2 separate regions of the Homo sapiens genome follow, and region 2 is linked to region 1. Evidence: read pairs that join two places in POLR2A ChIA-PET (ENCODE). Cell type or tissue: Caco-2. All regions are shown on one strand. Links, peaks and the distances in the headings refer to the core of each region. The heading gives the core; the rest is flanking DNA.

Evidence for each region. Peaks named below come from ENCODE experiments on the same cell type or tissue, not always from the same donor. Only the 100,000 strongest peaks of a DNase experiment are listed, where the experiment ranks them.
Region 2: POLR2A ChIA-PET joins it to region 1 with 7 read pairs; 3 of 35 experiments call an interaction of 5 or more read pairs at or near these places.

The regions. Positions count from the first base shown.
Region 1 is chr10:117,477,727-117,486,054 of GRCh38, forward strand. It overlaps EMX2OS. Among named protein-coding and RNA genes, the nearest start is that of EMX2, 61 kb to the right of the region's middle. RefSeq lists a silencer at 1,677-1,906. In Caco-2, for the core only: no CTCF peak of the experiment used is centred there; no DNase peak of the experiment used is centred there.
Region 2 is chr10:117,548,599-117,556,926 of GRCh38, forward strand. EMX2 (empty spiracles homeobox 2) reads left to right here. Exons shown (of 3, transcript NM_004098.4): 3 at 1-948. Among named protein-coding and RNA genes, the nearest start is that of EMX2, 10 kb to the left of the region's middle. RefSeq lists enhancers at 1,091-2,435, 2,374-3,349, 3,294-4,085. In Caco-2, for the core only: no CTCF peak of the experiment used is centred there; a DNase peak (open chromatin) is centred at 3,770; H3K4me3 peaks cover 1,524 bases; H3K27me3 peaks cover 252 bases.

The DNA.
Region 1 (8,328 bases), core at 102-8,101:
ACATGCTCACTCTTCTGAGGGGGTGTGGGACACGCCTGAGCAGAGGAGAATTCTGGAGCATCTAAATATAGCATGAAAGGCAGAGCCCAAGAGCCCGAGACAGGAACTCAGTGGATTTAATACATCTGACACTTTCTCAGCTGTTTCTTTTTTAGTTTGCCCATGCTGAGGTGGAGGCAGGGAAATCCAAGACTGAGTCTGAAATGCTCCAGGTTTCATGTGCCTTGTCTGTGGCTTAATTTGACCATTGCCTTTTCCTATCAACATGCTACCTTCATCTGAGCATTGGGCCTAACTGGAGTGCCCTGCCTCTAGGAACCTTGTTGGCTCACCCTACCCATGTTCTTCTCTCCCATGACTCAGAGCCCTGACAATATGGTTTACTTCTACTGACCTGTGATCTTTCAGATGCTCTCTTCCCTGCTTAACAACCTTCAATGGCTCCCTATTGCCTCCAGAAGTTCTATTTTTTAGGTTTCTGTTCAAAGCTCTTGCTTCTGCCTCCCTTCGCAGCTACGTCTCCCACCATTACCTTGAAAACCTCTTAGATTTTAGAATTGAGCAAATAGCTCATGCCCCCTGTGTTCTTTTATACCCAGGTGTTTTGCATATACTAGTCTTGTTCCAGGAATTCCTTGCCTTGCCTGGCCTGCTGGAGGTTGAGTCATTTAAGAAGCAGCTCAGACACTATTCTTCCCTGACCACAACTTGCTCTGAAAAGTCAGTCTGAAGCTCCCAAGGCAACGTGTGTAGGCTCTAGTTAGAGCACTTTGGACACCTAGTGGTGATTATTCAGACGATGGACACATTCCAGAGTCTAAGGTTCCTCGTCTGCAAAATGGGGATACTAGGACCTCCTGCATGAGAGTGGGTTAGGATTACAAATGAAACAAAGCATGCAAAGCCCCTGGAAGCCCTCAGTTGCTGAGTGGAATTATATTATTAGACGGTAAACATTTTGAGGACAGGGACAGTGTCTCATTCATTTTTGTATCCTCGACTCCTAAGGCAGAAGTTGGTTGGAGAGTTTTGCTGTGCTTGTTTGTTGAAGAGAGGGATGGCTGTCTTGTGGTGTGTTATTTGTCTCTCTCTCTCTGGGTGCGTGTCTCCAACTAGGTCTGAATCCTTCCTGACGATTCTTATCCTCTTCCCCCCACAACGCATGGCTTACTGCAGGGGCTCAATGAACATTAGCCCAGCAAAGAGAGGCAGGGAAGGGGAAAGAGATGAACATCCTAGTGCTCCCTTGGAAGGCTCCTCTTCCCCTCCTCAGACACCTGGGGAGGCACCGTTTCTTCTCTCCAGGGAGCCAAGGCTGGGGACAGTGACCAGCCCTCCTAACCAGGGCTTTGCTTGGTTCTGTGGGGGAATGAGAGGGCCCCTCAGATTTTTTTTTTTTCTGAGATGGAGTCTCACTCTGTAGCCCAGGCTGGAGTGCAGTGGTGTGATCTCAGCTCACTGCAACCTCTGCCTCCTGGGTTCAAGCGATCCTCCTGCCTCAGCCTCCTGAGTAGCTGGGATTACAAGTATGCACCACCATGCCCAGCTAATCTTTGTATTTTTAGCAGAAATGGGGTTTTGCCATGTTGGCCAGGCTGGTCTCGAACTCCTGACCTCAAGTGATCCACCTGCCTCGGCCTCCCAAAGGCTCATGCTGGGATTACAAGCGTGAGCCACCGCAGCCAGCCCCCCTCAGATGTTTTGAGTCTCCAGCAGGATGAGACAGAGGCAGAAATGGCAAGTGGCAAGGAGGCACTTCCTCAAAAGGCAATGGTGCATTTAATCTTTAGCAAGAGAGCAGCCTCCTCTGTGCCCGCAAGCCACCAAGCATTGTGTGTGCATTCTCTTGTTGACTCTCACAAGTCTAGTGGGGCAGGCACTGTTATCCTGCCCATTTTACAGATGAGGAAACAGGCTCAAAGAGTTCAAGAGGCTTCCCGAGGCCAGCTTGTTTATAGAGGGGCTGGGAGTTGAGCACAGGCCAGCCTGAATCTATAAATTGGGCACATAGATGCCAGGTATAGAGCAAAAGGAAGGCATTGTTATACCACGTGTGGATGTACCATGCAGATGGCAAGGGCTTTAACCTGAGCTAGCCAGTTTACCCATCTGGTGGTGAGGGCTTTAACCTGAGCTTGTCCATTCACCAGTCTGGTGGTGAGGGCTTTAACCTGAGCTAGCCCATTCACCCGTCTGGTGGTGAAGGCTTTAACCTGAGCTAGCCCATTCGCCAGTCTGGTGGTGAGGGTTTTAACCTGAGCTAGCCCGTTTGCCCATCTAGTGGTGAGGGTTTTAACCTGAGCTAGCCTCTTTGCCTGTCTGGTGGTGAGGGTTTTAACCTGAGCTAACCCGTTTGCCTGTCTGGTGGTGAGGGTTTTAACCTGAGCTAGCCCGTTTGCCCATCTGGTGGTGAGGGTTTTAACCTGAGCTAGCCCATTTGCCCATCTGGTGGTGATGGCTTTAACCTGAGCTAGCCTGTTTGCCATCTAGTGGCTCCAGGGAGGTTCTTTCCAGCTCACAGAAGAAGAAAAGGGGATTTGCATCAGGTGGACCTGTTGCAGTCCAGCCAGCTGCATCCAACCACAGTGTCTTCCTTGCAGACCAGGCATGACCTCCCAGGTCCTGGTAAGCTTGTCTTTAGGAATCTGACTCCCACCACCATCCCAATCACCTCTGAGAGTGCTCACCTGCTTCCACCTCTCCAGGCTGAACCCAAAGATACAAGCCTCACCTGCAGCCAGAAGGGACTTAGGAACCCTGAGTTTCTCTGGCTGAGCTGCAGGCCAGCAGCCTTCTGGGCTGGGGCCCCTCCTTGAGGTGGGTCTCGGCCACATGACTCCAGGCATCTCCATCCTCCCTCCTAGGCACAACGACTTAGTTCCATCATGGGGCTTTGATCTCGGGCTGATTCTTCCTCAGGGGTCACAGTGCATGGGCTCCAGAATCTGTCTGGGGGTGTCCTGCCCAGTGCTGGGGACCAAACTGAGCCCTGGATGAGCAGGTGCTTCCACTGGACCCCCAGGTACTGTTTTCAGAGTGGCTGCCCTGCGATGTGTCCTTAACGAGGTGAAACTCTCCCTGTGGTGCTGGTGGCTGGGAGGGAATTTTACCTGTGGCCTCTGTTTGGAGGTTTGAGAATGGGCCATGTTTACTTTCATTAAAATTTTTAAAAAGTATATCTGGGTGTTTGAGACTAGGGGAAGGGGATATTGGGGCAAAAGGAGAAGGACAGATTATCATAGAATGGCAAGGGAAGCCCCTTGAATACCTTTGCAAAGTTTAAAGTGTACAGGAAGAGGCTGGGTGTGGTGGCTCACACCTGTAATCCTAGCACTTTGGGAGGCCGAGGTGGGTGGATCACTTGAGGTCAGGAGTTCAAGACCAGCCTTGCCAACATGATGAAACCCCATCTCTACTAAAAATACAAGAATTAGTCAGGCGTGGTGATGCATGCCTGTAATTCCAGCTACTTGGGAGGCTGAAACACCAGAATCATTTGAACCTGGGAGGCGGAGGCTGTACCCCAGCTTGGGCGACAGAGTGAAACTCTGTCTCAAACAAAGCAAAACAAACAAAAAATAAAGTGTACTAGAGGAACACAGAGCCAGTTAGCTGCTCTGAGCCGCCTGCTCTGAGCCCCACCTGGGACTCAGTGATGGAGGGGTGGCCTGAGGACCGGCTAGGCAAGGAGTCCGGCTTCCACAGCTCCCCTTTGTGTGATAGCTGGGGGTTAGCTGGGAAGTCCCCTATTAGGGCTGGGACCCCAGGGCCCATCCCAAAGCCAACCCCTCCCATTCTAGAGGAGGAATCTGAGGCCCAGAGAAGGGAGAGACATTCTGAGGTCACTCAGGCAGGTGAAGCCAAGGCTGGCTCAGACCTGGGAGTCCTGCCTGTCATCATGATACTCTCTCTAATGCCTTGAACCATGCCTGAAGGTGGTGAGTGAAGATGATAAATGATGAAGATGATTAGTAAAGAAGACTCTTGGCCGGGCACAGTGGCTCACACCTGTAATCCCAGCACTTTGGGAGGCTGAGACAGGGGGATCACCTGAGGTCAGGAGTTTGAGACCAGCCTGGCCAACATGGTGAAACCCTGTCTGTACTAAAAATACAACAATTAGCCAGGAGTGGTGGTGGGCACCTGTAATCCCAGCTACTGGGGAGGCTGAGGCAGGAGAATCTCTTGAAGCTGGGAGGCAGAGGTTGCGGTGAGCTGAGATCATGCCATTGCACTCCAGCAGCCTGGGTGACAAGAGCAAAACTCCGTCTCAAAAAAAAAAAAAAAAAAAAGACTCTTCACCAACAGGTTGGGAGTTAAAGGTCAAAGGTCAAATTATCATCAGGATGCCACTCCCATTCCAAGTCCAGTGACTCAGGTCAGGGGATGACAGATCCACACTGTAGAGAGTCATGGAACATGCCTTCTCCTGGTTTCAACTGCTTGTTGTGAAACACTTTCACAGGGGCATATTTCCCTGGGCATGGGGCTACTTTCCAGAACTTCACAGACACTTGAATCTTCTGGACAAGTGCGTTTCACAGTGAGAGAATTCTGGGACTTTGCCTACTCTCCCAGGTAACAGGATCATGGTCACTCTTGGGCCTCCGTGTGGGTCAATGTTGAAGAGAGATGCTAGACAAAGCATGCAGGCCTAAAGGCAAGGATTTCTAGAATTTCAAGGGCAGAGGGCAGGTAAGAACCTGGGTTCCAGGGAGGGAGGGAGGGAGGGCAGGTGGGCAGTGGTGGCTAGGGAGCAGAGACCAGCCCAAACAGGAATGAAGTAGGGTCAGAAGATTCCATGTGCTGGAGATGGGGACACACGTTCCCCATCACATACATTCTGGATGAGAGGGCCCACTGGCAGAACCTCTTAGGAGGGCACTGTGGCACTATCTAACAGAAGCTAAAGGGCACATACCTGTTGGCCCAGCAACTCCACTTAAAGGTATTTATCTGACACACTCCCACATGTGTGCAAAGAGGTATTCAGAAAGCATTCTTTATTTAGGTGAGAAATGAGATATCTCATTAGACCACCTCACTGGGGGACTGAGGCATCAGTCATACAGTAAAATGCCAACATGTGAGCCAGTCGAAAGAATGAGGTGGCCTCATGTAGGTGGATCTCTAACATATATTAGGTTGAAAAGCAGAGCAAGTGAATGACAAGGTGCAGGATAATACGCATAACATGCTCACATTTGAGTAAGAAAATCCTATTAATGCGTGTGCTTGTGTATGCGTGGAAGCGCTTCTGGAAGGACATCGAAGATGCTGGGGAGAGTGATTGCCTCTGAGAAGATAACTGGGAGGCTGGGGTGCCAGGAGGGAGGAAGATGTGCTTCTCACAGTATGTCCTTGGATTGCTTACATTACCATGTTCAGTGCACAATGTATCAGATCCTTCTTTCATGCCCCCTCCCCTGTCCCCCGACAGCTGCAAGACAGGGAGGGAGTGATGGCCTGAGCTAGTGAGACCTGAAACACAGGGCCTGACTGATGGCCCCAAGGTGAGGGTGTGGGTGAGGACACACCCAGCGTGCCAGTGTCTGTTTTGTGCTGATGAACAGATTTGTCATTGGCACTTTTGCAAAACTGCAATGAAATTCTGGCTCAGGGCACAATCACCCAGCTGGGGCCCCGAGGCTTTTGGAAGTCACCCGTGGACAGCTTGTCAGCAAATCTTTATGGAGCAACAACTCTGTGCTAGGTGCTGAGTACACAGTGATGAGCAAAACATGCAAAGACCGTGCCCTCTTCAACTTGGATGGCCAGTGGGGATTAGGAAAACAAATAAGTCAACAAACCCACAATACCATCAGTGTTGTGTTCAAGTAGGCTATGCAGAGGGACAGGAGGGCCTGAGGGCTGCTTCATACAGGGTGAGGATGGAGGGGTTCTGAGGAGGGATGCCCAGGCTGAGACCCAAAAGGTGAAAATGAGCTGATAGGGAGAGGTGGGTGGCAGCCAGGAGTGAGTAGAATTACAGGTGGAGGGACCATGTTGGGAGGCTCCACGGAGGACAGTCTGGAAGGACTGAAGGACAGCCAATGTGGCCAAAGAGTAGTGAGTGTGAGAGAGGGGGAGCCAGGTGAGGTTGGTGGGGAGGCGGTAGGGACGCCACGCTCCTGCTGCCCTGACTGTGGGGCACAGGGTGGCAGTCAGGCCTGTGGGTCACCCACCTTCTCAGGGGCTGGCATTTGCCTTTTCTTGCCTTGCCCTTTCAGTTGGATGCAACCACTCCATGACTCCAGTGGAGGATGAGACCCTGGGATCAGTTCCTGCCCTGGCCACAGGCTTTGCTCACCCTATGTTCTAATGATCAGTATTTCTGCAGTAACATCTTGCAGAAATAGTTTTAGTTCACCCATGCTGAGGTGGAGGCAGGGAAAACCAGGACTGAGTTGAAAATGCTCCAGGTTTCATGTGCCTTTTCCGTGTTCTAGGTGATCAAGATTTCTGCAATAGTATCCTGCAGAATTAGGTGGTGTGGACAAGGGGGCTTCAGGGTGCATCAGGCAACATTATGTTTGGCTGCATGGGACAGAAAATGCCAGATCATGTAGCTTTAAGAAGATAGAGTTTTATTTTTTGTAGATAAACAAAGTTTGGAGGTAAATCTAGACCCTTGAATTAGTCCTAGATCATCCATAAGAAGCTACCACATGGCCCAAGATGGCTGCTCAAATGCCAGCAGTTGCATCTACATTTCAGACAGGAGGAGGAATGTGTGGGGAAGAGAAGGGCACACTTCTGTTTAAGGTCCCTTCATGGAAATCGTATATGATTTACTTCTGCCTGTATTTCATTGTCCAGAATTTATCCCAGGGCTGCCCCTAGCTGCAGGAAGAGCTGGGAAAGGTAGTTTTTATTCTGGGTGGCGATGTGCCAAGCTAAAGACATCAGGGGTTCCATGTTAAAGGAGGAAGAGGGAAATGAAGAATGCCAGACACAGCATTTTCTGCCACATATGATCAAATAAATTTGAGAAATACTTGGTTAAACAAAATGAAATAGGCTTCTTCACTGCAGAATGTCTCAACCTTTAGTGCGCTCATGGACATTGCTAATCTGTAAAAGAGGCTGTAGTAGTATGTAGCCTTTCCAAAATGTATTAAATGATAGAATTGGTGTGTGTGTGTGAAGCACCTTACGGAATTGGTGTTCTGCAGAGGCTATTCAGGTAAACGTAGTCCTTGATTATAGAGTTCAAAAATAACCAAGCTAGGCAACATGCTTTCATTTTAAAGACTAAATGCCATTCCTTCAATCAGCCTAGACCACCTACCCTGGAAACGACAGGCCCTGGGCCAAGTGCTGGGATATATGGCTGAGTCATGATTCCTGCTCTCAATAAGTTCAAAGTCAAGAGAGACACATTCTCAGCAAAATAATGACAAGAAATGCCAGAATAGAACCTGGACTGGAAGAATGTGACATTGGCCTGCAGAATCAGGTGGCTGGGGTGGAGGCTGTGGACAGCATAGAGTGGGGTGGGCGGAAAAGGGTTGGTGCAAGGCAGTGAGTCTGGAGGGGTGAGTGCAGCCAGTGGTGAAAAGCCTCAAGTGCTGTGCCAAGGATGTGTGCCTTCTCGTTGTGGCACCTGGAAGGAGACTGCGGGGTGCAGAAGGGCCATGTACCAGGGAGTGGATCGTGATCTTTCCTCCTCCCTGGCTCCCAGCCTGCTGCCCGTATGAAGGGCTTCTTCCTGTCCCGACACAAGACAGTGAATTGGTCACCAGAACACATAGCCCTCCTCCCGTTGCAAAGCTCTGTCATCTCCTTTCTCTTACATTGTCACAAGAAGCCTTAGAAGTGGAGCAGGCCGGGCGTGGTGGCTCATGTCTGTAATCGCAGCACTTTGGGAGGCCGAGGCAGGTGGATCACCTGAGGTCAGGAGTTTGAGACTAGCCTGGCCGACATGGTGAAACCCTGGCTCTACTAACAATACAAAATTAGCTGGGCGTGGTGGCAGGCACCTGTAATTCCAGCTACTCAGGAGGTTGAGGCAGGAGAATCGCTTGAACCTGGGAGGCGGAGGTTGCAGTGAGCCGAGATCGTGCTATTGCACTCCAGCCTGGGAGACAGAGTGAGACTCTGTCTCAAAAAAAAAAAAAAAAAGAGCAGAGAGGGCTGCCCTTCCCTCACTTTACAAAGAGGCAGGGACAGCTCCAGCATCCTGCCACCTGCAAGTGGCAGAGGTAAAGGGGAGGGATTTCACACCTTGGTCGGGTGTGCGGAGAGAGGAGGCTGAGAGAAGTTCCTCTGAGGCGGGTCTGAGCTCCATGCGATGCCTCTTCCTGCTAGCAAAGGCTCCCCTTGGAG
Region 2 (8,328 bases), core at 101-8,100, 71 kb after region 1:
GGAGCTGTCAATCAAACACCAAACCGGGGAGACAAGATGATTGGCAGGTATTCCGTTTATCACAGTCCACTTAAAAAATGATGATGATGATAAAAACCACGACCCAACCAGGCACAGGACTTTTTTGTTTTTTGCACTTCGCTGTGTTTCCCCCCCATCTTTAAAAATAATTAGTAATAAAAAACAAAAATTCCATATCTAGCCCCATCCCACACCTGTTTCAAATCCTTGAAATGCATGTAGCAGTTGTTGGGCGAATGGTGTTTAAAGACCGAAAATGAATTGTAATTTTCTTTTCCTTTTAAAGACAGGTTCTGTGTGCTTTTTATTTTGATTTTTTTTCCCAAGAAATGTGCAGTCTGTAAACACTTTTTGATACCTTCTGATGTCAAAGTGATTGTGCAAGCTAAATGAAGTAGGCTCAGCGATAGTGGTCCTCTTACAGAGAAACGGGGAGCAGGACGACGGGGGGGCTGGGGGTGGCGGGGGAGGGTGCCCACAAAAAGAATCAGGACTTGTACTGGGAAAAAAACCCCTAAATTAATTATATTTCTTGGACATTCCCTTTCCTAACATCCTGAGGCTTAAAACCCTGATGCAAACTTCTCCTTTCAGTGGTTGGAGAAATTGGCCGAGTTCAACCATTCACTGCAATGCCTATTCCAAACTTTAAATCTATCTATTGCAAAACCTGAAGGACTGTAGTTAGCGGGGATGATGTTAAGTGTGGCCAAGCGCACGGCGGCAAGTTTTCAAGCACTGAGTTTCTATTCCAAGATCATAGACTTACTAAAGAGAGTGACAAATGCTTCCTTAATGTCTTCTATACCAGAATGTAAATATTTTTGTGTTTTGTGTTAATTTGTTAGAATTCTAACACACTATATACTTCCAAGAAGTATGTCAATGTCAATATTTTGTCAATAAAGATTTATCAATATGCCCTCAGAGTAGTCGTCTTGGGAAATTGAAGTGGATCTTTAAAAATGTATCTCAGTAATTTGAGTGTGGTCCTTCCCCAACTAGGCTCAAGAAACCCAGGCTCCTCACCCACAAAAGGGCCAGATTGATGGATTCTCAGGCATTTTAAAGAAAGATGAGGGTGGAGAAGGGAGAAGATTAGGAAAACTTAAGTCCTTCAGAAAAGAGATGGGAGAAAAGTTTTTCAACCAGACTTTGCCCATTGTATGCCCTCCTGAGGGAGTTTAGTTTGAACTTCAGGTTAAAATGCTTACTTCTCTTAACCTCTGGTTATTAAAAAAAAACTGGACATATAGTTACACATTGAGGACTACTCTCCCAAAATATTGGGGAAAACATGTAGCAGAATCTTGCAACTTCTAAACTTTCTGACTTCAAACCCCAAAGTACAAGTCTTACTTTTCCTTCCTTTCTTTCCTCCTCTCCCTGGCCCCAATCTGCTGAAGGTGATGGGCCAAGCCCAAGGGCCTCAGCAGCCTTATAAGGCAAGTGTTCTGAAAAACCTTCAACTCTTAATTTTAACATTAAAGAAAAAGTTGTAATCAGACTTGGAGGAAACTTAGCTTTTTTCCCTCCCTCCTTCCCCCTTCTGGGGGTACGAGGTTGTTTTTGCATGCTTCATTTGCTTCTTATCCTGATAGGCTGCATTAATCAGTTTTATTTCCATTGATAGAGAAACCTCGTCTGTTCTGTTCGAGCTACAAAGCGTCCTGCGAGCTTTTGTGAAAGTGCAAATCAGTTTAAGCAATTATCATACCAGGAATATGAAGGGGAAAGAGGAGGCCTTGCCCAGTGGTCTCCTTTAATCTCTTAATCCACGGATCCAGGGGGGCTGCCTGGACATAATTTAGGACAATCTCCCCACCCTTTACACTGTGATAAGGCCAAGTTACAATGCAGGGCAAAAATACAAGCTTTGTTAACATCTTGCCTTGAAAAGTTAAGATTAGACATTCCGTGCACGTGTGGGGACTATAGGGCACTATGGAAATTTTTTCTTTTTTTTCTCCTCTTCTCTAAAGCAGAATTCATTCTCCGTCTCTTTCTCCTTTCCCCCATCTCTGCCTGTCTTCCACCTCCCCTCTTTCCCCCCATTTCTGTCCCTCTGTAGAAACCTGGCTGCTCATAGTGCATTTTCACAGACTCTTCTTGGAAGGTGTGTGTGCCGTGAGGGGATACACCGCCGCCGGGAGTTGCCGGGGGAGGAGGGAGACGGGGTGGCCTCAGGAGACCCGGGCTTGCGTCTCACAGGGACAGGTGCGCCTCGGGGTATCCTGGAAACCCTCGTGGGGCTTCCAGGCGCTTTGACAGCACGACCCTCAGTGACCACCAGCTGTCTCAAGCGCTTTGCAGTCAGTGCTCCCGGAAAGCATCCCTTTCTCTTCAACAAGTACAAATTACCTTTTCCTTCCACTCACCTTCCAAAACCCGGAATACCTCAAACACCGAGCTCATTCTTAAACATTCTTAAAATTCAGATGGTCTGTCCAGAAAAAAAAAAAAATTCCGTCTTAACAGAAGGTTTACTTCTGCCGAAATTATATACTTTATACTTTTTAAGTACAAGAAAACGGGGCTGGTGGTGAAGATTTTTCTTTTTTTGGGTAAATGTCCTATGTAGTGTAACAGCAATAAAATCATCACAGAATACTATTAGCTTTGAAAAAAAAACTAAAAGCTTTATTACAAACCAAGCTTTGAAAATAGGGGGGATTAGGCGGCTGAAAGGGTCCCACAATGGTAAGAAGAAAAGGTTTCATGCTAATGAGGTTAATGCCCTTTGTATCTCAGGCCTCCACATCTTCATTACGCGCTATCTCCGGCTGCACGGAGCGGCTCAGAGAGCCGCAATCCACTCCAACGCCCCCCTTCCCGGCCCAAAGAAGGATTTGATAGCAGCTCTGTTCAAACTAGATAATTATATCTTTTCAAGTCGGAATTAAGATAAAGAAAGTGAAGCAGAGGCGGCTCGCCTTGATCCACTGCAAACAAATTTGGCGCACTTTCGAGTCCTTCCTCCGCCTCAAAAAGGCAGGACAGTCAGCTTATTAGCCGCTCGTTTGCTTTATTAATTCATCTATTTAAAGTGGCAGGATTAGAGTGTCTAATGTGGACGCGGGCTGCCGTGGCGCTGAGGAATATAAATATTTGCGAGATGCCATCCCACGATGACTATCTGGGAGTGGGGCGCGGGGCAGGGTGCGCGTGTGCCCTGCCTCTGCGTTCCCTTCGCAGTGCGCGCGTGCTGAGCTGAGCAGGGGGTTGTAGGAGCCATGAGCCGCAGGTCTATGTGCCCCTTCGTGCTATATGGGTGCCAGCCCTGGATGCTCCCGGGCAGGGCTCAATGGGCATCGTGGGTCAGATTCTGCGCTCCTTCTGGGACACGGAGAACTGTATGCACGTTGCCATTGGGTCCTGCCTGGGACCCCTAATGGGGATGTAGGATACAAGTTTGATCCATGTTCCGTTTCCTTGTTAATTACTTGTGGACCTTCCCTGTGGGACCCCTTGGCCAAGCGCATGTTCGGGAGAGGCACGGGTTCTCCGTTTGCGCTGCCCTGAGAGGGTCAAACGGAATCTACCAAGCGCGTGTGCCGCGGCTACGTTCTCCTGCGAAGTACACATGGGTTCCGTGTGCGTTTCTCGCGGAGGCGCCAGAAAGTCCTAGGGTGAGAGAAGCCTTCGACCTCCGAACTTCCTGGCTCTCGTTCTGGGTGTTCAGTGCTCCAAGCTCCCTCTGGCTCTGCTCCTGGCAGGCAAGCCGAGCAGGAGCTGGCGCATTGGCTGCGGCCCGGAACCTGCCGGGCCACTTTTGTGCGAGGGGCGGATTGTGGCAGCCTGAGAGCCGCGCCAGGCGGGCCAGGCAGAAAGGGGGCTCCGGCCTGCGCTCGGCTTTGGAAACCTCGGCTCCTCCCCGTCCCCGCCTCGAGTCGCAGGAAACAAAGTCTGGGACGCGCAGGCCGGCTGGGGAGGGACTCTGGCTGCTCGGAGGCCTGGCCCGGGGCCCCACTCCGTGGTGGGGGTTTTAGGGCTGGTCCAAGTCGGTGTAAGGCTGGCAGGGTGAGGGTCTGTTCTTGTGTGTTTGTATAGGGTGAGAGCACTAGTTTGTGGTATAATGGCATTTGTGTGGATTGTGGAATAGAATTGTGTGTCTCAGCTAGGACTTTAGTCAATTTGTGTCAGTTCTAATTGTTTGAATAAGTTAAAGGCTGGAGAGGCTGGGGCTACTTATGTAGATTTGGTCAAGATGTCTAGCTGTCCTTGTGCGTCTAGATTGTTTTGAGTTAGGGCCAGCACGTGCAGTTGTGAGGCTGCAGAGTGCCTATGACGGTGTGGAAATGCAGTTTATTGAATGTGTGTGCCGCGGTCTGGTTGCACTGTGTATCTGCGAATTCGTCTGGAGTTGCACATCTCAGAAGATGGGGGTGGCCTCGGTGTGTGTGGCTTGCGGGGACGTTTCTCGGTGTTTGGATGGGGGTCCCTGTGATGGATGTCCATGCCCAGCCCTAGGGCAACATCTGTGTGTCTTGGGATCGAGGCGTGTGTGTCTAGTGAGGAGGCTTGGGCTGGGGTGTCGTTCCAGCAGCGCCCCACTAACTCCGGAGTTTGGCAAACAACAGCCGTTTTGTGTAACTGCGCATTTTTCTAGACCAGTCTTTATTATTCCAGCAATCAGCGCTGGAATTACTGGGGCGCCGCCTAGAAGCAACCGCCGGCGGGGCGGCAGAGGATGCCGGCCTCCAGCGTCGGGGGACCGCGCCCGAAAGCCGGGCTGCTTTGTGGGGCCTCTCGCGCCTCGCCCGCAGCTTCCGGCCCGCGCCCTCCGCTCGACCGCCGATTTTCTCGCCCCAGCCAGCCCCGTAGCCAGAGGAAAGTGGGAGTTTTGAGAACCCTCTGACCCCAGCCGTGACCCCTCTCCGGGAGGTGGCTTCTCCCGCAGGACCCGGTGCGCCAGAAAACTCTAGGCGGCGCCACGCTTGGAAGCGCAAGGTCCATTCATCAGCCGCGCCCCAGCGTCTAATTGGCCTTTTGTTTATTAGTGTCTGTTGCCCGGCTGGGAGTCTCCGGAGGGCCCCGGAGCTGCGAGTCGGGGTGCCAGAAGCGGACGGCGGGCCAGCGCCCAGAGCTGGGGTCCGGGTAGGGCAGAGGCGCGTCGCACTCCTCTGAGGGGGCGCCAGAGCGCGCCAAAGATCACGCCCACGTGCGGAGATGCGCGCATGGAGGCTGGACTCCAAGTGCTGGAGCCTGGTCCTCCCGGCTGCTAACGCCCCAGGCTTCGCCCCTGCCCCCACCTCCACCTGCAGACCGAGCCCTCCCCATCTCTCCACACCCTCAGGATTTCAGACCCGCCTTCCTGCCTCTCCTAAGTACCCATCCCAGGCGCTGGCCTTGTGGCTCGGTTCCGCTCACGTCCCGCCCTTCCTCGTTCTTCGTGCTTCGAGTTCATTAGTCGTGGCTCCGCCGCTAACCCCGGGGAGAAAGCTCCCCTTTTACTCTGGGTTTCCCTCCCTAAACACCAACCCGGCAGTATGGAGCCAGCCTCCTGCTTCGCTGGGTGGTGTGATTGAGAGAATGTTTTTGGCAAGGCAGGGAGAGAGGGACGAGACAGAGCACTCAAAATTCCACCTTCCTCACCAAGTCAAACCTCACCTTCCGATCCCTATCTCCCACCCAGTGTTCAATCTCCACATCGAGCCTCGCCATCCTCCTCCCTACCCCACACTTACTGCCCCTCCTCCCATTCCCGAGAGACAGTACAGAAGTAAGGTCTCCATTCCCAGCACAGGCACAAAGGCCAAGATGCACCTGGGGGTCCTGAAGGTGCTTGGGATGGGCATGCGGTCTCATTTGGAAAATGACTTGAGGATGATTGGCCTCGCCTGGCGGTGGCCTGGCTGCCAGCAACGTCTGGATGGCTGGGCCTCAGCCTGGCCCCAGACGTCCCCTGCTCCCAGCCAGCTCCAGGCCCTATATATAGCACGGGTCTCCATAGCCCTGGCTGGACCCTGACGTCAGAAAGAACTTGATCTTGCCTGCTTCGCTCCTGCTTCTGAAACTGATCCTTGAAATGAGAGAACAGACTCTACACAATTCCCATGGCCTTGACATAAGGTACAGCGATAAATATACACCACTAATGAGCAATTACCATATAATCACCTTCCAATTAGCTCGCATAATGATGAATTAAACATTCTAGCAGGCGGGATTAGGTTTCTTACTTTGTATATTATTTACGAAGGCTATAGCTTCTGCAAAGAACCAAATATCAAATTAGATGGGGGAATTTTCACTTGGGGGTAATTATGCATTCAGGCCAGCGGCTGTGTTCTGGTCACTTGTCAACTGAGGCCTCCTGCAAGGTACTGACCAGTGCTTTTGGGCATTTATTTTCCTTTTTTTCCCTCTCTCTCTTTAAGTTGCAATTGCCTTTTCCTTTTCCTTTTACTACTCTGGCCCGTGAGGTGAGAGGCTGGGGACACTGAGGCGGGGCACTAGGTGGGGTTTGGGGAGGGACCTCAGAGAGGATGTGGTGCAGGCATCAGGCCCTGTCCTTCTGGCCCCATTCGCTTGGCTCTTGTTCCCGTTTCTCTCCAGCCCAAGAAGGATGCCTGAGCAATCGGCTCTGCACAGCTACTGAGCACAGGGCCAGCGCGGCTGCCCACTCACCTAATGCCAGGGGCTTCCTCCCGCTGCACCTGGTGCCACCGCCTGACATTCCTTAGGCCCCCCCGGGGCCTCAGTGCAGTCTATGCCAACTTTTACCCCCACTCCCACCCCAGTAACAGGGAGAGAAAGGATACGGGGAGTTGAGAAACCAACGACAAACCTCCACATCGCCCGCAGCCACCTCTCTTGTTCGGAAATGAATTTTGGCAAGAGATTAGTTCCTAATCTGATCTAACGCTGCTGACATTTGGGAAGAAGATGAAAATGGCAGCTCAATTTCATTCTGAAACAGGGTCACTTCGCAGGGCTCTGCTCTTCAGAGAATGTGGACGCCCCTCCCCTCCCCTAAAACAGAAGAGCTAGAGGGGCAGCCATGCCAGGGACTGCCCATCCCCAGGTCAGCCAGAGCCCCTGGGCCCTGGGCCTGTCTGCGGTTGAATGGCGGGAGTGGAGGGAGGCTGTCTGGGCTGGGGCCACTGCCTGCGTCCTCTGCTGTCTGCCTTCAGGGCACTGCGCTTGCACACAGATAGGGGCTCCTGGGCACCCATAGAAGACTCTTTAGGCTAGAGAGCCTCTTTCTTGTAGGGAGGCCCTGGGGAAGGTAAAAAGTTTCAGGAGTCACCAGTGGAGTAATTAAAGGAAGATGTCCCCAGGGCCTGTGGGGGTACTTTCCCCTGTGCTTACTGGGTAAGTAAAAGCACAGCTAGGGCTGGGTGGCTGGCATTGGCTGAGGGTCTGGCTTACTTGGAAGCCATGGGTCTGGAGACAGCTACTCTGGCACTTGGCTCCATGAGGCTGCAAGGTCCTCCTGGAGGCAGAGCTCTCCCTATCCCCCGCTTCCCTGCTTTCTCCCAGACACACACTCACCCACTGCAAACCCAAGAGGTGGGTGGGCCATGTTCTTGGTCACCTAGCAGAGCCCACCATGTCCAGCCTTTGTCCTCAACAGGGGCCACTCTGGCAGTGGCCTCATCCTGGGTCAGGTAAGAGAGGGCAGGTAAGTCAGTTGTTGGGGGACCTGCCCGGTCACTGGATCTTGTTCCTGAGGGATCAGGCACTTCTGAGACCTTGTCTGTGGGGTGCAGGGCCTGGAATGGGGGTTGAGGGCATCATCATCAGCTCAGGTCAAGGCCAAGCAGGAGAATCTGTGCCTGGGTCCCTAGGAAGGGGTGTGCTAATGAAGAAAGTTCTGTGCCATGTACCTTGCATGCTGGTGGCTGCATATGTATGAGTGGCTATACCTGAATATGCTTGTACAGCATGCAACTTTGAACACGTGGATCACAAACATGTATGTAAGTGTGCACGTGACCGTGGGGATTGGGGTTGCTGTAGCCCATACTGTGTCTTTGTGCAGCTTAGAAAAAGGCATCCCTTCTTCTGGGTGGAAGGCACCCCTTTCTCTCCTGTGGCTTGCCAAGTGGAATGTGAGCTGGATTTCAGCAGAGCACCCCGTCACCCATCCTTTTGTCCAGACTTCTTAAGCAGTACACAATCTCGAGTCCATAAACTCAAACTCTGGTGGAGACGTCTGTGTGTTGGGTGTGGTATTATCCAAGGGTGACTTTATTATTGAGAATCAGCTTTATTCCTAGGAGTCCCTCCTTCAGTGGCACCTAGCTAGGGACTGCCTCTTGCCCCCTTTGCAGTACGGAGGACCTGAAGAGCAACAGCCAC